2 separate regions of the Mus musculus genome follow, and region 1 is linked to region 2. The links are chromatin loops, found by intact Hi-C in ENCODE. Cell type or tissue: heart. All regions are shown on one strand. Links, peaks and the distances in the headings refer to the core of each region. The heading gives the core; the rest is flanking DNA.

Evidence for each region. Peaks named below come from ENCODE experiments on the same cell type or tissue, not always from the same donor. Only the 100,000 strongest peaks of a DNase experiment are listed, where the experiment ranks them.
Region 1: it touches region 2 in a loop (11-fold over the local background); 2 of 42 quality-filtered maps call a loop at or near these places.

The regions. Positions count from the first base shown.
Region 1 is chr9:66,122,894-66,133,102 of GRCm38, forward strand. Snx1 (sorting nexin 1) reads right to left here and starts at 1,993. Exons shown (of 15, transcript NM_019727.2): 1 at 1,714-1,993. The coding sequence starts at 1,872. It overlaps Ciao2a (cytosolic iron-sulfur assembly component 2A), which reads left to right and starts at 3,718. Exons shown (of 5, transcript NM_026635.3): 1 at 3,718-4,077; 2 at 9,634-9,798. The coding sequence starts at 3,954. In heart, for the core only: no CTCF peak of the experiment used is centred there; DNase peaks (open chromatin) are centred at 1,998 and 3,768; H3K4me3 peaks cover 4,227 bases; H3K27ac peaks cover 3,804 bases.
Region 2 is chr9:66,587,815-66,598,479 of GRCm38, forward strand. It overlaps Usp3 (ubiquitin specific peptidase 3), which reads right to left and starts at 5,301. Exons shown (of 15, transcript NM_144937.4): 1 at 4,970-5,301. The coding sequence starts at 5,060. In heart, for the core only: no CTCF peak of the experiment used is centred there; DNase peaks (open chromatin) are centred at 4,137, 4,527, 5,357 and 6,397; H3K4me3 peaks cover 3,583 bases; H3K27ac peaks cover 3,138 bases.

The DNA of each region.
Region 1 (10,209 bases), core at 1-5,000, 470 kb before region 2:
TTTGAGCCAATAGGCCCAACTTAATTTCTTAATTTTTCAGTGTTTTTCTTTCATTTTAACTGTGTAGAAGTCTAAATTCTTTGTCTCATAACTAAAGCATCTGTTAAAAATATAATTTATAACTAATGGTTGCTTAATAAAATCGCTTAGTGAAGCCTTGGTTTCTTGAAGAGTAGTATTCTGGGTCAAATCTAAAGATATCTAGCTACTGAGGACATAGTTCAGTGGTAGAATGTATAACTAGCATTTGCAACAAGCTGGGTTTGACCTCAGCACCTGCTTTCTGTGGTAGAGCAAAGTAATTCTGACTATCCTTCCCTCATTTTTTGGGAAGAAGACAAGAGATTTTTACAGTCTTAAGAAGTATCAAGCCTCCATCACTAACTGGATGAGGTCAGTAAAACCACAGTCTCGTGCTTTTTACTAAGAACTCTGGACAACAGCTCCTCCCTGCCAGTTTCAATTTTCAGGTATTTCACCCATCATCTCAGAAGTTACTAACAGTAGCTGTTCTCCATGATTTATGAGAGTAACTATATAAAGATACTTAAACAGAAATAAAGACTCCATTATCGGCAAGTTACTCTTTCTCAGAGTAGCAGACATCATTAGACAATCTGCTGTCATTAGCACCAGCAACCACTTTATGATTATAGCCTTCAATTTCTCAACATAGTAAAATTTTAACTACGGCCATGTTAAAAAAAACAAAAACAAAAAACCCTCCAAAATCTAAATTTTTTCTAATGTAAGGGGCACCTCCAAGTTTTCAGACACATGCTATATACAGAATTTAAAGTTATTTAACTCAGTCTGATACTGATTAGCTACTCTGAAGAGAAACAATAACCAAGAAAGGAAGATAACTGCATAGACTCGGTACTGAAGACGTTTCTAAGCTGGAACTAACTGTACCGAGTGGTATGAGTCAGTGTTCTCATAAAACAGCCCAAAACATCTCTCCTGGTGCTGTTAACCCATGACATTCCACACGGAAAGACAAGGAGGTTTTGGTTGTTTTGCCAGCAGCTAGCTCTCATTTGAAACCTAGATATTTATTATGGGAGACAGTTTTTCCCTTCACATTTACAGATCTGTTTCCAAGCACTTTAATGCATCCTTTTAACAGAAACAAAAGCTTTCTGATCCGTGTAATCTATTTCTCTCAACCAGCATTTGCCCTGATTCCTGGAGAGATCAAAGGAGTCACAACCTAACTTCCATAAACTAGTATCCAGAATGGGCTTTTGGTAATGACCAGGAAGTGCTGGGTATAACAGGAGGATCAGTGGGCGGGTCATGGTCCTTCCTAGATCACGTTTCCACTTTCGGTGCAATAAAACAAGGGAACTGATGGTCTGCACCTCATTTTCTAATTTGTCATGTTTAAAGTCAGTCTGCCCAGGACACAACCAGCAGAAATGCCCGCTGAATCCTTGGGGTAACCACACCTCTGGGCCAGGGGACGGCCTAGGTTGCTCTTGGCTATTAAGGATCCGTGGTGAAGCCACCACACCCCTCGTCTCTTCCCGCCCGGGCTTGGGCAGCCAGGCTCTAGGGCTCGTTTCCTACTCAGGGCCCTGGAGTCCTGATTGCTGACACCGAGCGAAGATTTCCCACCAGGCCCACTATCTTCAAAGCCCTCGAACCCTTAATAAGGGTTCTCTTTTGGGGGGCTCTTTTCTGTCTGCTGCCCCAAGGATGGGAACTCACGGCTGCCGCGGCGCCAGTGAAAATATCCTCCCCCTCGGTGTCGCTGTCCCCAGCCTCGGGTTCTGACCCCCCGGCAGCCCCTTCCGACTCCGGATCCATGCCAGGGAAGGGCGGAGGGAGTCGCTCCGAAGCGCTACAGCCACCACCTCCTGACGCCATCTTCCTCCACCCGTGGCGGAAGCAGCAACAACAACTTTATAGACAGTGCCGCGAGCAAAGCGCTCCAGCCGTGTGAGGTGCGCGAGGGCCGTTATGGACCCAGAGGGACCATCGGGGCGGAACCTGGGGGAGGGACCTAGGGCGGGGCCTGGGCTGCTGCTCAGCCAATCCAAGCACTGAACCGCAAGGCTGCACTGGGGCGGGCCAAGTAGGCAGAGGAGGAGCTAGAGGCTGAGGAGTTCCTCCGGGTCTTTGTGCCCTGCATGGCTCTATCTGTCACGCTTCTAAGGTTCTGTTTGAATAAAGTCTGTGACTAACAATGTTTGAAAACCTCTGCATGCCACCTGCTCATGCCAAGCACAGTGTTCTCTGAGAGATTCAATAAATATTTTTGATTGAGGGCTGAAACGACTGCAGGAAGTTTTGCCACTTAGTTTTTGGACATTAATTCATTTAACATATACAGAGCATTCACTGTGAGCTTGGCACCTTACTGTGCGTTTCAAATACAAACACAAAAGCTCCTGGCTCACAGTTTAATGAGGCAGTCTTGTAAGTCAACAATTTAAACACACTCAGTGTTACAGTGTGCAACAATAAAAAGAAGTTATCGATTTTTTGAGAAGCCAGGCTTCACACAAAGGGGAGATTTCCGTGTATTAAATTCGGTCCTTAAGAATTTTGGGTTATAGCCGGGCGTGGTGACACGCCTTTAATCCCAGCCCTCGGGCGGCAGAAGCAGGTGGATTTCTGAGTTCAAGGCCAGGCTGGTCTACAGAGTGAGTTCCAGGACAGCCAGGGCTATACAGAGAAACCCTGCCTCGAAAAAAAAAAAAGTTCCCGGAACTTAATCACAGGTTGGTGAGTCGAAGTCAACTAGAGTTTAAAGATAACATAGGTTATGTTATCACGGACTAATTTGCAAGATGATCCTTTCAAGGAGCTGAAACCTGCCACTAACACCAACAGAGGTGGTTTGCTTTTCTGGTTGAAACCACCTTAGGCAGGCCTGAAATTCTGTGTCCAAAGCTGGCCTCAAACTCAATGCTCCTCCCTCGGCCTCCCAAGTGCTGGAATTACAGGCATGAGCCACCAGGCCTAGCAAAGTTGGCTGTTTACAACTGCAAACTCAACATTAGGGGTGGATTCCCTTACAGATAAAGTAAACTGCCTGAAGGTCAGGAGAGTGTCTTAGTTTGTAACTTTTATTCCTGCATACACATTGTGTATGGCAAATTAAGTGTCTAATAAATATTTGAGGTGGAAACACAATCAACTCTGTAACTGGCACCCATCACAGCCATGAACACACAAAAAAAAGGTTAAGAAATGCTTTTTTAGGATGTTCATCTCCGTTATCATTACTACATAGTGAACACAGATAAAGTTCTCTCGCTGTAATTTGGGTGGTGGTCGATAGAAATCCTCCCCATGGAGAGAAGCTGCACTAAACTAAGTTTCTAGGAGATAAGAAAACTAAGCCTTCCCTGTCCGTAGGCATGCCTATCAACATTGGTCTTCCAAAATAACCCCTTTCACCGCAAAGGAAATCCACTTCCGGCCTGGTCAGAAAGTAAGAAAAATTTGTTTGGAAGTGGCTTCCTCTGAGAAATAGCTGTAGAGTCTCCGTTCTAGAATATCTTCCAGTAGTAGTAACCTTGATCTCCTTTCCCCTACCTCTTTAGGATTCATCTTTAGTTCTTCCTAGGAACTGAGTGGGGCATTTGGTGACGTATAACAGTCCGTTACACGATCCTCTGGCTAAGACTACAAGCCCCATATACATTTCGCCGCCGCTCCGCTAACGCCCCTTAGACATCCCAGCATGCAATGCGCCTAACGGGCCGTAAGGATTTTTCTGTGCCTTCTAAATCGAGCAGAGCATCTTGGGACATGTAGTCTTTACAGCTAATTTCCCTAGGTCCTTCGCGTTGCAGTTTTGAGTCCCGCCTATTCTCTGCTCCCCTAAACCTTTACACATGTCTTGGTTTATTTGAAGACCAGGAAGTTCTCTCTCGAGGTCGGCTGCGGAAAGACGGTGGCTCGGTTGGGACAGTCGCCAGGGATGGCGGAACGTGAGGATGGAGCGAGTGTCTGGGCTGCTTTCCTGGACGCTGAGCAGGGTCCTATGGCTCTCAGGCTTTTCTGAGCACGGAGCTGCCTGGCAGCCCCGGATCATGGAAGAGAAAGCGCTAGAAGTTTATGGTAATTTACCCAGGGCACTATTTGACGGTGTTTGAGAGGCGGCATTGGAGAGGGGGTGGAGGAGGGCCTCACCCTTGGGCTGGAGTGGACCCTTGGGGTTTTTACCAGACTTAGAGGGAAGCATGTTCTTCCGGGTCCTAAGTCACACAGCAATGTCGGGCTATTTCTAAACCTGGAGCGAAATTGAGCCAGGAACTCATAAACGCTTTGTTACCCTGGACTGCCTACAGCTCTAGGGACAGTGTCAAGGGATGTGGGCAGAATGAGCCTACAGTGATCAAGAAGCAAAGCATGCCGAAGATTTCACTACTCAAGAGTCTTTCCTTCTTTAGTTCCTGGACTTGCGTTCCTCCCGCCATAACTGAGGTCACTGTTTGGTAATGGCCGAGTTGGGGACTGGCCCAAGGTCATAGCAACTCTCTTGTGTGACAGAATCAATAGGAAGTGAAGAGGTAGGGATAGATATCTCAGCGAGAGGCTTTAAATTTACAATTTTCTTACACAGTTAAGTGTGTTCGTGTATTCACTCAGAGACTCTCCACTTTGAGGGACTGTCTTCATTGTACAGATGGGGAGTGGGTTGTTTAACAAGTACCCAGAGGGTCATATTGTCAGTAAGAAACAGAAAAAACCAAACTTGTGATTGAAAATGTAATGCTTGTTCGTGTTTCTCTCTCTCTCTCTCTCTCTCTCTCTCCTCCCCCACCTCCCTCCCTCCCTCTTTCCTTCTCCACTCTTGACCCTACCTCCCCAGCCCCTCTCTTCCCTCCGTTGACCATTTGTAGTATTATTTATCAGGATTGGGGAGAAAATCCAGAGTCTCATACAAATTAGGTGTGTTCCACCACTAGCCCTATTTTTTTGAAAACAAAAAGGCCAAGATGTAGCACTAAGAGAGATGCTCCTACAGATACAGTTTAGGTGGAATTATAGGCCAGGAAGAAGGATTCCAAAGATGGAATGGCCCGGGAGCTAATCAGGTTCCCTTATCTCTTGGTAGAGAGGCAAGGCTGACTTAACCCCAGGCAGAAGATAATTGCTACTGTACTATCTCCACAAAACATTCCCATCCTACCATACCTCTGCATATAGCGTCTGGAAACTTCCGGGGACCAGAAATACAACTCTTCAAGAGAGATGATTCTAGTCCTCAAGTTTGCATTGAATGACACCCACTTATGCAAAAATACAAAATGCAGTCAGAGGTCATGAGCTTAAGTAGGAGGTATGGAGACGCAGAGGAAAGAGAAATTGACTAGAAACATCTGTGATGATGTTAGACAGTTACTTGGGTAGGTCTTGAAGAGTAGTTTGGATATGTCAGAGGTCGCATACGCTGAAGAAACTAGAGTAAAATATGGAGATGAGAAGACAGAATTGGCTATCCAGAAGGAGGCACCTGATGGTGACTGCAGGTGGAGGTGTGGTAGGCTGTTTCTTTAGACTGTAGACTGGAATTGAATACTGAAGTTTCAAATCACTTTTATTACATTTAGTTACTTTGTGCATGTTTGCACATACACATGCAAGTCATAGTGCAAATATGGAAGTCAGAGGACAACTTGCTGGCGTTAGATTTCTCCTTCCAGCAAGTGGCTCCTGGGGATGGAAACCCAGGAGGTTAGGCTTATTTGGTGGCAGGCCCCTTTTCCCACTGAATCATCTCGCAACCACCACCACCACCCATTGAAACTTTTAAATATAAATGAATCATCTTTTTAAGTATTAAAAAAGAGGTTTGTTTGTTTGTTTGTTTTTAATTTTAAGTCTGTGTGTGTCCATGGAGGCCAGAAGTGTTGGGTCTCCCTGAAGCTGGAGTTACAGGAGGTTGTGTATTGCCAGTTGTGGGTGCTGAGAACTGATTTTAAGTCCTCTGGAAGAGCAGACCTTCATGTCAATACAGAGCAACAAAAACTTAGTTGTGGGTGAGAGGAAATTAGGAGAGTAATGTGAGAACAAGCTTGATATCTTTTTAAAAAAATCAAACTTCTCAAATCACTAGAAAGCTAGAGGTGTTCAGTAAGGGGTAAGAGGTGAGGTTTAATTTCAGGATTTAGTAGTGTTCAAAGACTATAATACAGCTTTTACAAATGAAGCTTAGAAGGAGAAGCCGAGGAGAGGAGGGGGGAAACCCTGCTTTTCCAATCCGGTAATAACCTGCTACATGAAGGGGAAGTTTATCCTCTTTCCTATCTGCATTTTCTTTTTCTTTTCTTTTTTTTTAGTTTTTTGAGACAGAGTTTTTTGGTTTTTCGAGACAGTGTTTCTCTTTGTAGCCCTGGCTGTCCTGGAACTCACTCTGTAGACCAGGCTGGCCTTGAACTCAGAAATCTGCCTGCCTCTGCCTCTCGAGTGCTAGGATTAAAGGCGTGCGCCACCATGCCCAGCTCCTATCTGCATTTTCAAATGTCCTATTTTATTGGTAAGGCCAGAAGACAGTCTAGGGAAGGAAAGTTTGATGGATTTATTTTCCTGGCTGCTTTTTAGGTCTCTGGGTAAGGTATGAGTAGTAGAACAGACCCCAGGCTCCTGAGAACACCAGACCCACTCACCTGAAATCCTGCTTCTCTCCCCTGCCCTCCCTTTATCACTCTCCTTTTTATTCTATTTTATTTTCCTCTGTGAGCTTGAGGCAGGACAACCTCGTGTCCTTGCCACCGACCTCCTTGAGGTCCAGCCTTCTTAATCCCCTTGTCTTCTGCTTCCTTTCACCCAGCTCCATTCACAGTGTGATTTCCCTTCTGTCAACCTTCCATTTGAACTAAAAACCGTACTCAAATGTCCCTAAGCTTTGTCAAGATTCTAAAGCCTCTGCTCCACCCTCCTGCCAAGGCTTTTGGGGTGCATTCTCTGATCTGTTGGCTCCCCACTTTGCACCTCTCTACCGAACTGCTTTCTTATAAGTGACTTGTTGAATAACAAATCCAAGACCACTTTAGCCTGAGTTGTCCTGTAGTGTTTAATGTTGGCCACCTCTGGCTTTCCTTTTCTGATTCTTTTTGCTTTGCTTTTCATGCTGGCCTTTTTTTCTTTTTGAGAGTCTTACTATGTAGCCCGGGATAGCCTTGAGTTCAAATTCTCTCACTTGTGTTGTTCTGTAGCCTTTGCTATGGTTAAACACTTCTCCTTTCCCTTCTCTGTTCTTCTTTGCTTTTCCATTTTGAGATAGGGACTCAGTGTGTAGCCTAGAATGGCCCAGAAGTGAAGATTTTCATCCTTCAGCCCCCCAAGTGCCAGGATTATAGCCCTGTGCCACCACAGCCAACTTTTCAAGGATCCATTTGTGGATTTCCTTCCCTCTATACCAAGGAGCCTCAAACTAGGCTGCCTATAAGAATAACCTGAGAGTGCTCAACAGTTAAGAGCATTTGCTGCTGTTGCAGAGGTCCAGGGTTCGATTCCTGGCACCAACTTGGTGGCTCACAACTATCCTAACTTCCAGTTCCAGGGAATCTGAAGCCTTTTTCAGATGTCTGTAGGCACCAGGCACATGTAGACAAACATTCTTAACATAAAGATAACAACAACAACAACAAAGTTTTAAGAAAATAATCTGAGGAGTTTTAAGAAGTCTAGCTGTTCGGGCCATGCTTTAACCAGCTAAGTTAGACTGCCTAGGATAGGGCCCAGACAATGTTTTTTTTTTTTGTTTCAAGGCATTCATGGTAACTGCAATATCCAAATATCCAGCCAAGTGCTTTTTTTTTTTTTTTTTTTGAGACAGGGTTTCTCTGTGTAACCTTGGCTGTCCTGGAACTCACTCTGTAGACCAGGCTGACCTCGAACTCAGAAATTCACCTGCCTCTGCCTCCCAAGCGCTGGGATTAAAGACGTGCACCACCACGCCCGGTGAGCCAAGTACTTCTTGATGGATTCTGTGAGTTCAATAACCACTCTAGCCTTGGTGTGCACTTGGTGTGCACTATACAACTGTTCAACTTTGCTAGAACATTTCATTGTTTGAAGCACCTCCACAAACACTGCATATGAAACTGAGCTAATTTTCTATGAGTCTGTCTACCATGTGGGTCTGAGAGATGGAACTCATGTCTTCAGGCTTGGCTAAAGCACGGTGTCTTCCCCAGCCAGCCTCTATCCCCACCCCCTTTTAATCTTAATACTGTTCTTCCAAATACTTGAGCTTAAAATCTGAGTCATCAGCCGGGCGGTGGTGGCCCACGCCTTTAATCCCAGCACTTGGGAGGCAGAGGCAGGTGGATTTCTGAGTTCTAGGTCAGCCTGGTCTACAGAGTGAGTTCCAGGACAGCCAGGACTACACAGAGAAACCCTGTCTCAAAAAAACCAAATAAATAAATAAATAAATAAATAAATAAATAAATCTGAGTCCTCTCCCTCCTCTCTGTATGCTTGTCTTCTGGATGCAGAGAGTTGCCACATGTTAGTTCCTGTGAAACAAGGAACTTAGTTACAGCCAGGACTACACAGAGAAACCCTGTCTCAAAAAAACCAAATAAATAAATAAATAAATAAATAAATAAATCTGAGTCCTCTCCCTCCTCTCTGTATGCTTGTCTTCTGGATGCAGAGAGTTGCCACATGTTAGTTCCTGTGAAACAAGGAACTTAGTTGCTTGTCCTGTCTCTGTCCCTGTTGTCATCTGCTGATTTTAAGCCGAGCTTCTCAGTGGCCGTCTCTAGCTCTTCTCTTTGGTTCTGGTTCTTGCAGCTAGTGTGAGTAAATTAGCAGTTGACTGTACCCCACTGCCCTTCCTACTTCCTTATTCTAAATCTCCTGAGGAATCCCTATTGCCTGTGGCTAGTTGTGAAATACCCTGGTGGTTGGGCCCCACCCTTCTTCTCTGCTCTTTCCTTTGCTGGAAACAAGCCAAGGAAGCCCCTGATGGTTCTTTCCTTCTGTCTTAAGGGGATGCTGTTCATTTTCAAAGGCTTAATCCCACCTTCTCTCCAACCAAGACTCCTCTAGGGCTCCCTTCACATTCTCCCCATTCACAGTTCCCATGGTTTTGAATTAAGACTTGGATATGGACGAATAATGATCTAAGAAAATTGTTTTCTATTAGTAGAAATTTCTGTCAGATACTTGGGAGTTGCTGAAATATTTGATTAAAAGAAAATTAGGAGGACGGGTAGTGGTGGCGCACGCCTTTAATCTCAGCGCTCGGGAGGCAGAGGCAGGCAGATTTCTGAGTTTGAGGCTAGCCTGGTCTACAGAGTGAGTTCCAGGACAGCCAGGGCTATACAGAGAAACCCTGTCTCGAAAAAACAAAAGAAAAAAAAAGAAAAAAGAAAGTTAGGGCGGGGTGGTTGGGCCTGAAGAGATGGCTCCGCATTGGCTGTTCTTGCAGAGGACCTGTGTTCAGTTTCTTATGCACATGGCCACTCACAGCTGTCATTCCAGGGATCTTGAGGCCCTGGTCTGGCTTCTGTGGGCACTACATACACAGAATACACAGATATGTATGGAGGCAAAACATACACATTTGAAACTAGTCCGTGCTTCAATTGAGATAAGAATCCTCATCCTCACTTAGAATATTCACATTTTAATTTAATACCTTGTCTCTGATGCTTCTAGATTTGATTCGAACTATCCGGGACCCAGAAAAGCCCAATACTTTAGAAGAACTGGAAGTGGTCACAGAGAGTTGTGTGGAAGTTCAAGAAATAAATGAAGATGACTATTTGGTTATTATCAAGTTCACACCAACAGTACCTCATTGCTCTTTGGCAACTCTTATTGGTAAGGGTTGTGTGTGTGTGTGTGTGCATGTGTGTGTACATGGGTGCATGGGAATTCTAGTTTTTATTGGTAAATGTGTGTCTGTATGAATGCTTCTTACATTTTTAATTAAGTTTTTTGTGTATGGGTTGTTTTATCTGCATGTATGTCTGGGTACCATGTGCCAACAGAGACCTGCTAAGTCATCCCGACGGCAGTTAAATAAGTGGTTTTAAATATACTTTGTTTTAATTTTTTGCCTGGCTTGGCTTACCAGTGGCTTATTTTGGGGGGTAGGGTTAAAGACAGGGTTTCCTTTTGTAGCTCTGGCTGTCCTAGACCAAGCTGGCCTCAAACTCATAGAGATCCGCTGGCCTCTGCCTCAGAGTGCTTGGATTAAAGGTGTGCGCCACCATGCCTGTCTTCTGGTAT
Region 2 (10,665 bases), core at 2,762-7,761:
ACCCATTGTCTTAAATAACCCTACTCATTGACGACTAATTTTCCACCTATATGTCTACACTACCTAAAGACTACAAATTCTGTACCTAACAAGGTCACGAATGGTCACCTGCTTACAATCCAGCTTTCTAGCTAACACACTGTGAAGGGGAGGCTAGGGAAAGCTTTCTGGGGAATAAACTCACTTCATCTGCATTTATTCTCAAAGTCAGAGACCATTTCATAATCTATGTGAAAAAAAACTTAAGCAAGCATTTACTGAGTACAGCACTGCGGTGGATATTTAGTAAACACAGCACAGAATGTTACTTAAAAGTAATTAATGTATTCAACCACAGTAAACTAAATAACTGGTCCTATTTAAAAAATTTAGTCCAAGGGACAAACTAGTCTTCTTTAAATGTAGGCTAAAAGAAATAGGATACAAAATAACCCATCACTCCATCAAGGTGACCTCTTACCTTTATCACAAACTGATCAGTACATTATAAATTTATTGCCATGGACAAAAGAACCAGTCAGCACCTTATCCTACTAAAAGAATCTTTAAAAAAGATAAAATAGGTTTATCTCCAACAACCCCTCCAAACACAAACTGCAGATCAATCCAATCATTCCTTTTTCTTGAATAGAGTGATTTAGGGGTGAGTGTACTGGAAATTTAGAGGCTCTTTCAACTCTTTAAGCAATTAATCAGGGAGAAATTTCATGACTTCCCAACTATAACATAGCTCCAAATCAACAGCACTTTAAGCCCCTAAACTCTAGGAACTTGTCTTTCTTTTGTTTAAAAACAGAACTGTTTAGGATATATTTTTTAAATACTTCATGTTTTATCCCTGTCTTTTGCCACTAGTTAAACTTTCTACCTACAAAAATGCCAAGCCTCCAGCCCTGAAAATAACATCTGGTGTATGCATAGAACACAAGGCTTGAGAGACTGGCCCAGTTTTCATGTAAACTTTTGTAATTTAAAACTAGAGTGCTCTAAGCCACAATCAGGCAGGCATCAATCAGCTTTCATCTTATTAGGAGATCCCGATTTCCAACATTTACCTTAAACTATGACATGGATTTATTTTCTAAACGGGAGTTTCCTGATTCTCCAACTAGAATAGACTTCTTTGAGAGCAAGGGACCACTAGACCCCATGATCTGTTTCTCAGCTAATGTGTTTCAAACTTCAAGTATTTACAAATGAATACCTACTGCCAGCTTCATGAATTTCTCTAATTTTATAATGTGAGTTTGAAAGTGCAGGTGTCCCTAACCATTCTGCCTATGAGATCTCAAAGTAGGATCTTTAACCTTCAGTCAGACTTCAGGGGTCCCTTTTCAGTGGATCCAGAAGGTCAAAGGTATTTCCATGAATGATACTAAGATCGGTAGAAAGAAAAAGATACAACTATATTACTTTGTTTTGGTTTTGTTGTTGTTCTGTTTGGGTTTTTGTTTTTCAATACAGAGTTTCACTGTGTAGCTTTGCTATCCTGGAACTTGCTCTGTAGACCAGACCAGCCTAGAATTCCAGAGATTCGCTTGCCTCTGCCTCCCAAGTGCTGAGACTAAAGGCATCTGCCACTACTACTGGCTCTAGTTTACTTGAATGTTTCCTTTTGATCTCTCAAGAGCATAAAATGGAGTTTTCAACATAATATGTGAAGTTTGATATCTGAAGAGACTGCAATGAGAAGCAGATGTGACAATCCAGATGTCTTTACAAAAAACATGACTGTGGTGGTGGTGGTGGTGGTGGCAAACACCTTTAATCCCAGAACTCAGGAAGTTGAGGCAGGTGAATGTGAGTTCAAGACCAATTCTGAAATTTTTTCACATAAATTATTTCTGTTTATAAGTATTAGATTTATTATTGTTACTCATAATTAAATCAGTAAATATTTAGTTTTAACTTCTAATATATTAATAGATATAAGTCACACAAATACCCAGGATTCTGAAAAATGTTCAGATTATAAAGAGGTTTTACAAATAGAAGTTGTATGAAATCTGTAGCATACAATTACATAACACACAATGCCCTCCACAGCTAAGTAGCTCTAGTTAGTTCTGAAATATCATTACTCTTACCCCCTAATCTTGCTGAGTTCTGTATCTCCTTGTAAAACAATTCATCATATAGTCAATGTGTTTGAGCTCCATTTAATAGGCTTAGACATTTAATTTTCAGAGTCCTATTTATAAAAATGTACTAGTCTGTGATACCATTAAATTACTTAGACACAAGAAAGCAGTAGTTTCTCAGACTTTCACACACAATCTTGCTCATCCTAACAGAGACCTGTGAGTAAATCCAAAGCACTGTTCTTTCTCCGGATGACATATTGAAACTCACACTCAAGGAATCGGGAGTGCTGGTCCACAGAGGTGGTGCCTGCTAGAGTCTGTGCTGCTGGTCTTTTGCAATCTGCCTGGCTGTTTCACTGGGGTATATTTGCATACTCCCAATGAAAATAAGGCAGGGGCATTACTTTTATTGTCTAGGTGCCAAAACAGGGATTTTCTCCCTCCTCAGTAAGAGTGTATGACACTCAATACCAGTCAGAGCATTACTTCAACACACTGGCTACCCTTTTAATCTCCTACCAAAAATAATACACACATACATACATACCTACCTACATACATACAGGATTGTTGAAGAAAAATAAAAGCCAGAATACATAACACTCCAAGATGATGAGTTAGTTGGTTAAGGGATCACAGATTTACCAATCATTTAATTACTGAAACTACAGACAGGCAAGAACAAGATCAAGCTTTATACAATAATATTTGATTGTACCAATGAAGGGATGCCAACAGGTTAAAATAGGAGGCCATTATGAAATAAGCCTGAGATAGAAAAAAAAAAAAAAAAACACCCACTGAGTTGTGAAACTAGCTTTATTAGTACTATAAATGCAAGTGATTAGACCCATCCTTCCAAAACAGGGTCAGAGGCAACCATTTACTGCACGTTGTAAAGAAATCACCCTTCCATTACTAATTTGTTCTTGTTTTCAGCACAAGTCTCCCAGTTATGCTCCATTTTAATGTGCTGAATTCCTCAAGAGGGGCTTCATTTGCTGTCTCTTTTCCCCAAAGTGGACTCCCTAACTGATGGAGGCAAGACTGACTCACAACAGGATACCTGCCACTTGCATAATTTTTTTAGATGCATGTGCACAGTGAAGCCATTTCTAAGTTTGATATAATTTTACATAGAAAAAAAATTAGGCTTGTATTGATACACCCATCTCGGAATCCCTGTAGTTGACTACAGATGAACAAGAAGTGCCCCATTCCTTGTGAGGTGTAAGCTTTTCCTAGTGAGAGGGTGTGTGTGTGTGTGTGTGTGTGTGTGACAAATCTCTCTTGAGAAAATTCAACTATAGCCCCACAGCTACAGCTAATGAACTAACAGACCACATGGACTGGCCTGTTGTTGGTAGTGTTATGTTCCAAGCTCAAGACTCACTGTTGAAGATGTATTTACAGGTAAGACCCATTCACACAAGTTCTGCACTCCCACAAAGAACTGCAATACTGGCCCAGAAGGGGTAGCACATGCCTATAATCCCAGCACTCCAAGGGCTGAGAGAGGAAAATTATAAATTCTAGGTCACCCTGGGCTATCATAGAAACCCAGTCTCACAAACCAAAGGAACTGCAATACTGTCCTGTGAAACCAATTAACTTATTAATCTTTAAAGGCTTCATGCAGAACAGAAGAAAGACACCTGACTTTACAAAGGTAAGCAAGACACCAAGTCTTGGAGCTCCAGAAAACTGCAGTTATTTCTATTCCTTATCCTGGAGGACAGTTTTCCTTGTGTTACCCCGTATATTTTGCTTCAAGAATATAATCCCCTTTGAAGAAGTAGTACGTCAAAAGTATTAAAGCAGTCCCTAAACTACCTTCCTAGCTCCAATCCAACCCAGGCTGAAAGACCACTCTGCTGAATCGTCCCACCGTCTTTTCAGCCTTGCAGATGAACTTGATTTCTGATGCACACGATTCACATTTTACACTACAGCCCAAGCTGCCAGTGATAATCTTAAAGCTCATAAACAAAGACCAGCGTCGGCACCAGGGCCCTACCAGGAAGTAATCAAAGCCGGGTGGCCCGTCCGACCTTAAGTCCCGGCAGACAATGAGAGGGCACCGGGGCTTCCAAGGAAGCAGAAGGAGTTAACGCTTAAGCAACTCGAAGGCATAACATAAACCTACGAAGTGTCTTACACGCACTCGGGAATTCCCAACGAAATCCCTGCCAACCCGAAAAACTGCCTCGGAACAATCTTCGAAAGGCAAAACAAAAAAAAACAAAAAAACCCAAAACACCCAACCTCGAGCCGCCCCTCCAAAGCAGCTGTTGGCTGCCTTCTCCGGAGCTTTCGGAGCCCGCAGCCTGTTTTCAAACTTCACCCTCACAGGCTGAAGAGAGACTCCGAGGTGAGCAGCCCCCAGCGCAGTCCGCTCAGGGGCTGCGGGGGAGGCAGGAGCCTGTGGGAACCCGAGGAAACGCAACCCAAAGGGGCTCGCGCGCCGGCAGTCCAGACAAAGCTGCGCCCGCAGAGCGGCGCTTTGCCTGTCCGGCCCACGGGGGACCGCGAGCCCGACCCCGCCACACGTGCGGCCGCGCGCGGAGCCGGCCCTTAGGTTCGCGGAGCCTTGGGGTGCGAGCCGCCGCGTCATCCCGCCGCTGCGCGCTCGCCTCAGGCCCCCGCGGGCCTCTCCTCAGCCGGCCCGGCCGTCGGGCCGCGCGAAACAAAGGAGCCGCCACCGCGCCCGCCGCGCCGCGCCGCGTCCCCTCGCCCCGCGCGCCGGGCCCGCTTGCTCCCCTCAGCCTCCCCCCCCCCCCAACGAGGCCGCGCGCTGCCCCGCACCCGCGGCCCTTCGACGGCAAGGCCCGGGCCAGAGCCGGGACCTCGGGTGCGCGGCCGGCCAGCCCCAGAGCCGCACTCACCGCTGCAGCACCAGGACGACGGGGAGCCGTTGGGGAACTTGGCTGAGTCCGGGGCGATGCAGACGCTGGAGCTGAGGTGCGGACACTCCATGGCCACGAGGACGGCGGCGGGGACAGCCGAGGCTCTGGGGCGGAGGGACTTCAGAGGCTCCGTCTGGGGTCGCTTCTGACCCGGCACTGGGCAGACGGCGGCTTCTGGGTCCCGAGCCTTTGCGTCAAAGAAAGCAAGGGCTTCCGGGCGCCGGGTTTTGCCATCCGCCGTCTCCCGGCGCCCCGCTCCGGAGAACGTGAAAATCCGGACTCCTGGTTCTGCCGCCGCCCAGGGACAGTAGGCTTCCGCCTTCTCCGGCGGCCCCGCCCACCCTGCTGGTTACGCCCCCAGGCCAGCCCGGGCCCCGCCCCCACACTAGTCAGTGGGCGGGGCATTGGTGCTCACCCAGTGCTAGCAGCTAGTGTAAAGTCCTACGGGGATGTGAAGTGACTTTCCGAAATCTGCCCCCGGCCGCTGCAGCCGATTCTTGGGAACCCGACAAGTGTGGGTACTCATCCGGGGCAGAGCGGTCGGGACCGCTGCTTCTACTGCAGTGAGTTGGCTACAACAGCGAGGTAGAATATGTGACCACACCGCAAAGAGTACGGAAAATGAAAACCACTCACACCGACGTGCATTGAAGCCCCATTTTACACAGGAAGAAACAGACTTTTGGGGCGTGGCCCTCGATGGCCCAGCCGGCTGCAAAGAGCCCAGAACAGTCCTGACTTTCGTGTTCTCCCGGTAGCAGGCGGGGTCCGGAACTGTTCTGAGTTCTGAACTCTGGCCTGAGTGTGTCACCGGGATACTGCACGGCTGGGCCCACCGGAACGCCTGTGTTCGGGGTCCACGCCATGCCGTTATGACTCACTGATATCTCCTGCCCATTGTGGGTATTTTCATACCTATACCTCTTGAAGTTGAACGAAATAATCCAGTTTGCTGTACAAGGTCGCGGGTGCTAGGTAATAAAAAGAGGCAGTGTAACATTTGTTAGAAGCCCACCTGGCTCCCAGCCAGGCACTTTGCATACCACACCTCATTTAATCCTCAAAACACCCTCTCAAGCTGCTGCTACGGTCCCCTTTTTAACAAAAAGTGAAACCAAGAGTATAATTTGCTTTAGGAAGATTGGACCCCCGCACCCCCCCCCCCCCCGCTTCAAATCTCTCTCTAGAAAGAAGTGAAGAAGACAGGAGGAGCGTCTAGAGGTAGAGAGCCTGCCACCTCACATTCTCTGCCTTGAGGATATCTGGGGCTCCCACAAATCTAGCCTCCAAAGTTGGGCTTTCTTTCTTTGTTTGGTTGGTGGTGTTTAACCTGGTAAAGGGGCTTCTTTCCTTCATCCCCTGACAAGCAAGTGGAGAGGGAAGAACAATGTGCCAATCCATGGGGCAGGAAAGGAAAGGTCAGGAAATGATTAACTGGCTGGGCCGGATAGTGGTTAGTTAGCACTGGGCACCTCCCTGAAGTGCACGCCTCTAGCACCCCTTAAGCCACTTCCGTACACCCCACTACTGCACCCTGTAGCCTTCTGCCTGATAGTGTCCACCCACCTAGGACATCTCTGCCCAGGGTGGTATTTCAGATTCCTCAGTCCAAGCAACTCTACCACTTCCCCAAGTTGTATATGATTGCTGTCAAAACAAGGCTTGGACGGGTTTTGATGGTGAGAAATTGTGGAAAGTTGTTCAGATCAGCTCTGGCAGGTACTTCATGGCAAACCTTAGCTAGTCCTCTCGACTCTTTTTCCTCGCCTATCCACTGGCAAAACAGTACTTATCTGTGTGAATTCCTAACCTGTAGTAATTAACAGATAAGGTTTGTTTTTCTTATTAAAAAAAAAAAAAAGGAGATGACTGCTTCCTTGGGACGAGAGAGGAGAATAAACAGTATCTGAACCCTATTCAGTCTCTTCCATCTATTTGTTTCACAAGTCTTTCTCAAGCAACCTTCTCAGAGTCCTCTGGGCACTGACCCTCATTCAGTGAACCCACAGCCCCTCATTCAGTGTGGAGCCTGACCCACGCTGTCTTTCCTACTAGTATGTAGTTCTTTTCAACCTCTGAGAAACGTTTTTCAAATCCCCTAGACCTCACATAACATCACTTCCTACCTCCTACCAGAGGCCTTTCCTGACTCTTCTCCAGCCCCAGGTTACCTCCCAGGGTGTTGTGAGAGCTGTGCTGACTACCCCTACAGGACCTTTCAAAAACACTCTTCTTGTCTTCTTGTATGTATGTAATTATTTGTTTAATGTCTGTTTTCCTCTTGGAGAGCCATAAGGTAGCAAACAAGTCTGCCTGGTTTCCTGCCTTTTTTTTTTTTTTTTTTTTTTTGGTTTTTCAAGACAGGGTTTCTCTGTGTAGCCCTGGCTGTCCTGGAACTCACTCTGTAGACCAGGGTGGCCTCGAACTCTCTGCCTCTCAAGTGCTGGGATTAAAGGCACTCGCCACCACTGCCCGGTTTCCTGCTTTATTTCTAACAATATATGTAGAACCTGGAGAACATCCATCAGTGAATGAATGAGTAAGGGGTGGATCTCGAGATCCAGGACGAGAGGAGCTTAAGAAGTGGGCTCAATCAAGGCAGAGCACACATCCAGAATCTATGAAGTGATAACTACATTAGCCTTCAGTTCTGAGTTGATCATTTTAAAAGGAAAGTGAAAAGTACCTTGTAAGGTGTAAACTGCTAAAGAAACAATGTTACAATTTTTATTAGTGTATTCTCTCAGAGGTTTTTTGTTTTTGTTTTTAAATTGGAGCTGGAGCCCTAATTTAGTCACCCCTGATGACAGTTGTCCCTCAGAGAACAAATTCTAACAGGGAACCCAAAGAAACTGGGTCAGAGGGGCTTTCACTTGCAACCCTAAAACTGAATTTTCCTATGTCTTTGAAAGTTATCACAGAAAACTAAAATAAATTTACCGCAGTGAGTAAATGTGTCAAATGTGGGAAGACCACAGGGTACACTGGGAAATCTGCCTTTTCAAACCCCTGGCTCCTGCAGCTGCTTTTAATACAATGCTTGCTTCTTCTTCTTGGCCGGCATCCCTTTGGCACCAAAGAACACCAAAGGCTTACTTACATACCAGCACCCCTGAAGGTGATGCACTAGCCTCCAGCACCCCACCCCCACTCTGCTATGCTTGGCAGCTGCCAGGGACATGCTGCCCAGCTGCCTGAAAAGGTGCATTAGAATCAGAGTTTCAGCTTAAAACCCTCCAGAAGGGGTGGGCCTGTTTTTAAAGTGTGCACATTGTACAAGGGAGCCATGCACAATTCCGCCGTTACTATCTTTATGTGCATTGGGAAGGGAGGAAAAGAGGGAAAGGGGGTTCTAATTACATGGAAACTATGGTGAGGAAAACATCTTGAGGTTACTGAAACCCTTCTAAAACATTAGACTTGTAACATCTTGGATCCATGGCCCTCAAGTACCAATTACCAAGATTGATTAGGTCCTGGGGAAAAGTTTAACTATCCCTGTTCAGGCAAGGCTCCCTGGAAATACACAACATACTGGTTTAATTATTTACCATAGTAATGTTTCTAGAAGCCAAAGCCCTTTTTAGAAAAACTAAAGTTAGACCACTGGGGACTAGAAAGTATTGTTAAGTTGAGGGAGGGCAGCCACCTGAGAATTCTTCAAACACTGAGCCTCATTTTCCTGGCCCTGTATCTGGATGGCCTTGCTTGTCTACCATCCTCCCCCTTCTTGAGAGCAGACTTTGCCCAGTCCTTGTGTGCTACCTGGTTCCTAATTCTTGGAATACCACTGACCCTCCCTACATACACAGCAGGCTCTCCGTAATTCTGTTAAGTGACTGACTGACTGACTGACAGACTAAAGGAAGAATGGAGGTGGGGGGGGGGCAGATAGACTGATACCAGGTAGATTCTGCATGTGTATGGATGGCCCTGTGTTCTATCCCCTATACCACTTCCCAAAATAGAGTAAGCCGGGCTGGGCTGGTTACCTCGAGGCTCTAGTTTGCCTACTCCCACTTGACCACTAGGCAAGACTAATGGGGTCACTCTCTCCACTTCTTTCCATTCATCCCTTCTCTATCACTTTTCAGCTCAAATTTCACTGGCTCCTATGTCTGAAGGAGTAAAGTCCTAACTCACATTTGTCAGCGTCTCCTGGCCTCTTCCCTTTTCCTTAAGCTCTTTTATTTTTTTAATTGTCCCAACAGTTCCAAAAATAGTCCCTCATTATACAAACTGTGTTTCTTCACTCCTGTGTCCTCCCCTGTCTTTTCCTATCCCACCTGCCACTTTCTCCTCCTCCTCCTCCTCCTCCTCCTCCTCCTCCTCCTCCTCCTCCTCCTCCAAGGTGAAGCCTAGAGCCTTCTCAGGGCTGCCCTCCATCACTTACCCAAGCAGGCATCCAGCTGTTCTCCCCACCCCCACCACCCCCATTCTGCCCCTGCAGCTTGTCACCTGGTTCTGTTATTTTCTGTTCACAGTTCGGTCTCCCTAGGGAGCAAGTATGTTTCTTTTCATCTGTGGAGTCTCCGCTCCGTTAGCAATAGCAGATATTAAAACTGATTCTATCTGCTGATGGAACGCTGATAGAAGTGTCCCCTTTGAGAGTGATTACATCAACAATTATACGTAATGGTCCCGAAGGTAGTCAGAAAGAGGACCTGGACCACTTAAGAACAGAAACCTACATTTATTGAGTCCCAAACAAGTGCCAGAGACTGTGGAGAGTTTGCATTTCTTCTTTAACCTCAGGAGTACACATTACCATCTCCACTATCTTCAAGATAAACTTAAAGGTTAAATAATGGCACAGATTTACCCAGTAAGAACTTGATTGTCAAAGAAGGCAGTCTCACCCCTCCCACGCAAGATTGCTAAAAAGATTTTTGCAGTACTGTTTGGGGAACCTGATGTTCTTTCTGATGAGAAGCCACCGTAGAGGGTTTCTCTGTAGCTGGAGAATTATTCATGCACAGAGCCAGTGTTGTAATTATCTATCATCCACCTCGGAGTTTCTGTTGTTATTTGATTGTTTAGACAGAATCTCACGATATAACCAAGGCTAGCCTTGAACTCTTGATCCTCTGGCCTCAGCTTCCCCACAAAGCTTGATAATCCCTTTTTTCTTTATCCCTGAGAGATCCTTTTTAAAAGCAGATGAAAAAAAAAATTTCTTATCAAAGCCCTGCTTTGCAGATAAAAGTGCTGACAGAGAAAGCAAAGCAATGGGGTTCCAGCGCCCAGCCGGCTTGGCTTTTTTCCGTTTTCTTTTGTTATGGGTTTTTGGAGAAGGGGTTTCTCTAGGTAGCCCTGGCTGTTCTGGAACTCAATCTGTAGACCAGGTTAAACTCAAACTCAGAGATCCACCTGTCTCTACAAGTGCTAGGATTAAAGGCAAGAGTAACCACTACCAGACTCCAACAGTCTTTTCATTTATAAAATTAGAACATTGAGCAGAGAGGACCCTCAGGGTGGCCACTGAGGACCCTCTGAAGCAAGATCATCCTTGTCCACTCTAACAGTGAGTGCCATTTTTCACTCCTAATTTGTCACCCTGTTCATACATAGAAAATGTCCAGTTTTTCCCCATGTTGAAGTCTGGCCTTTTTTTTTCTTCTTTTTTTTTTTTTTTTTTTTTTTAATCTAATCTATGGAATTTAAGTGGAAATGGC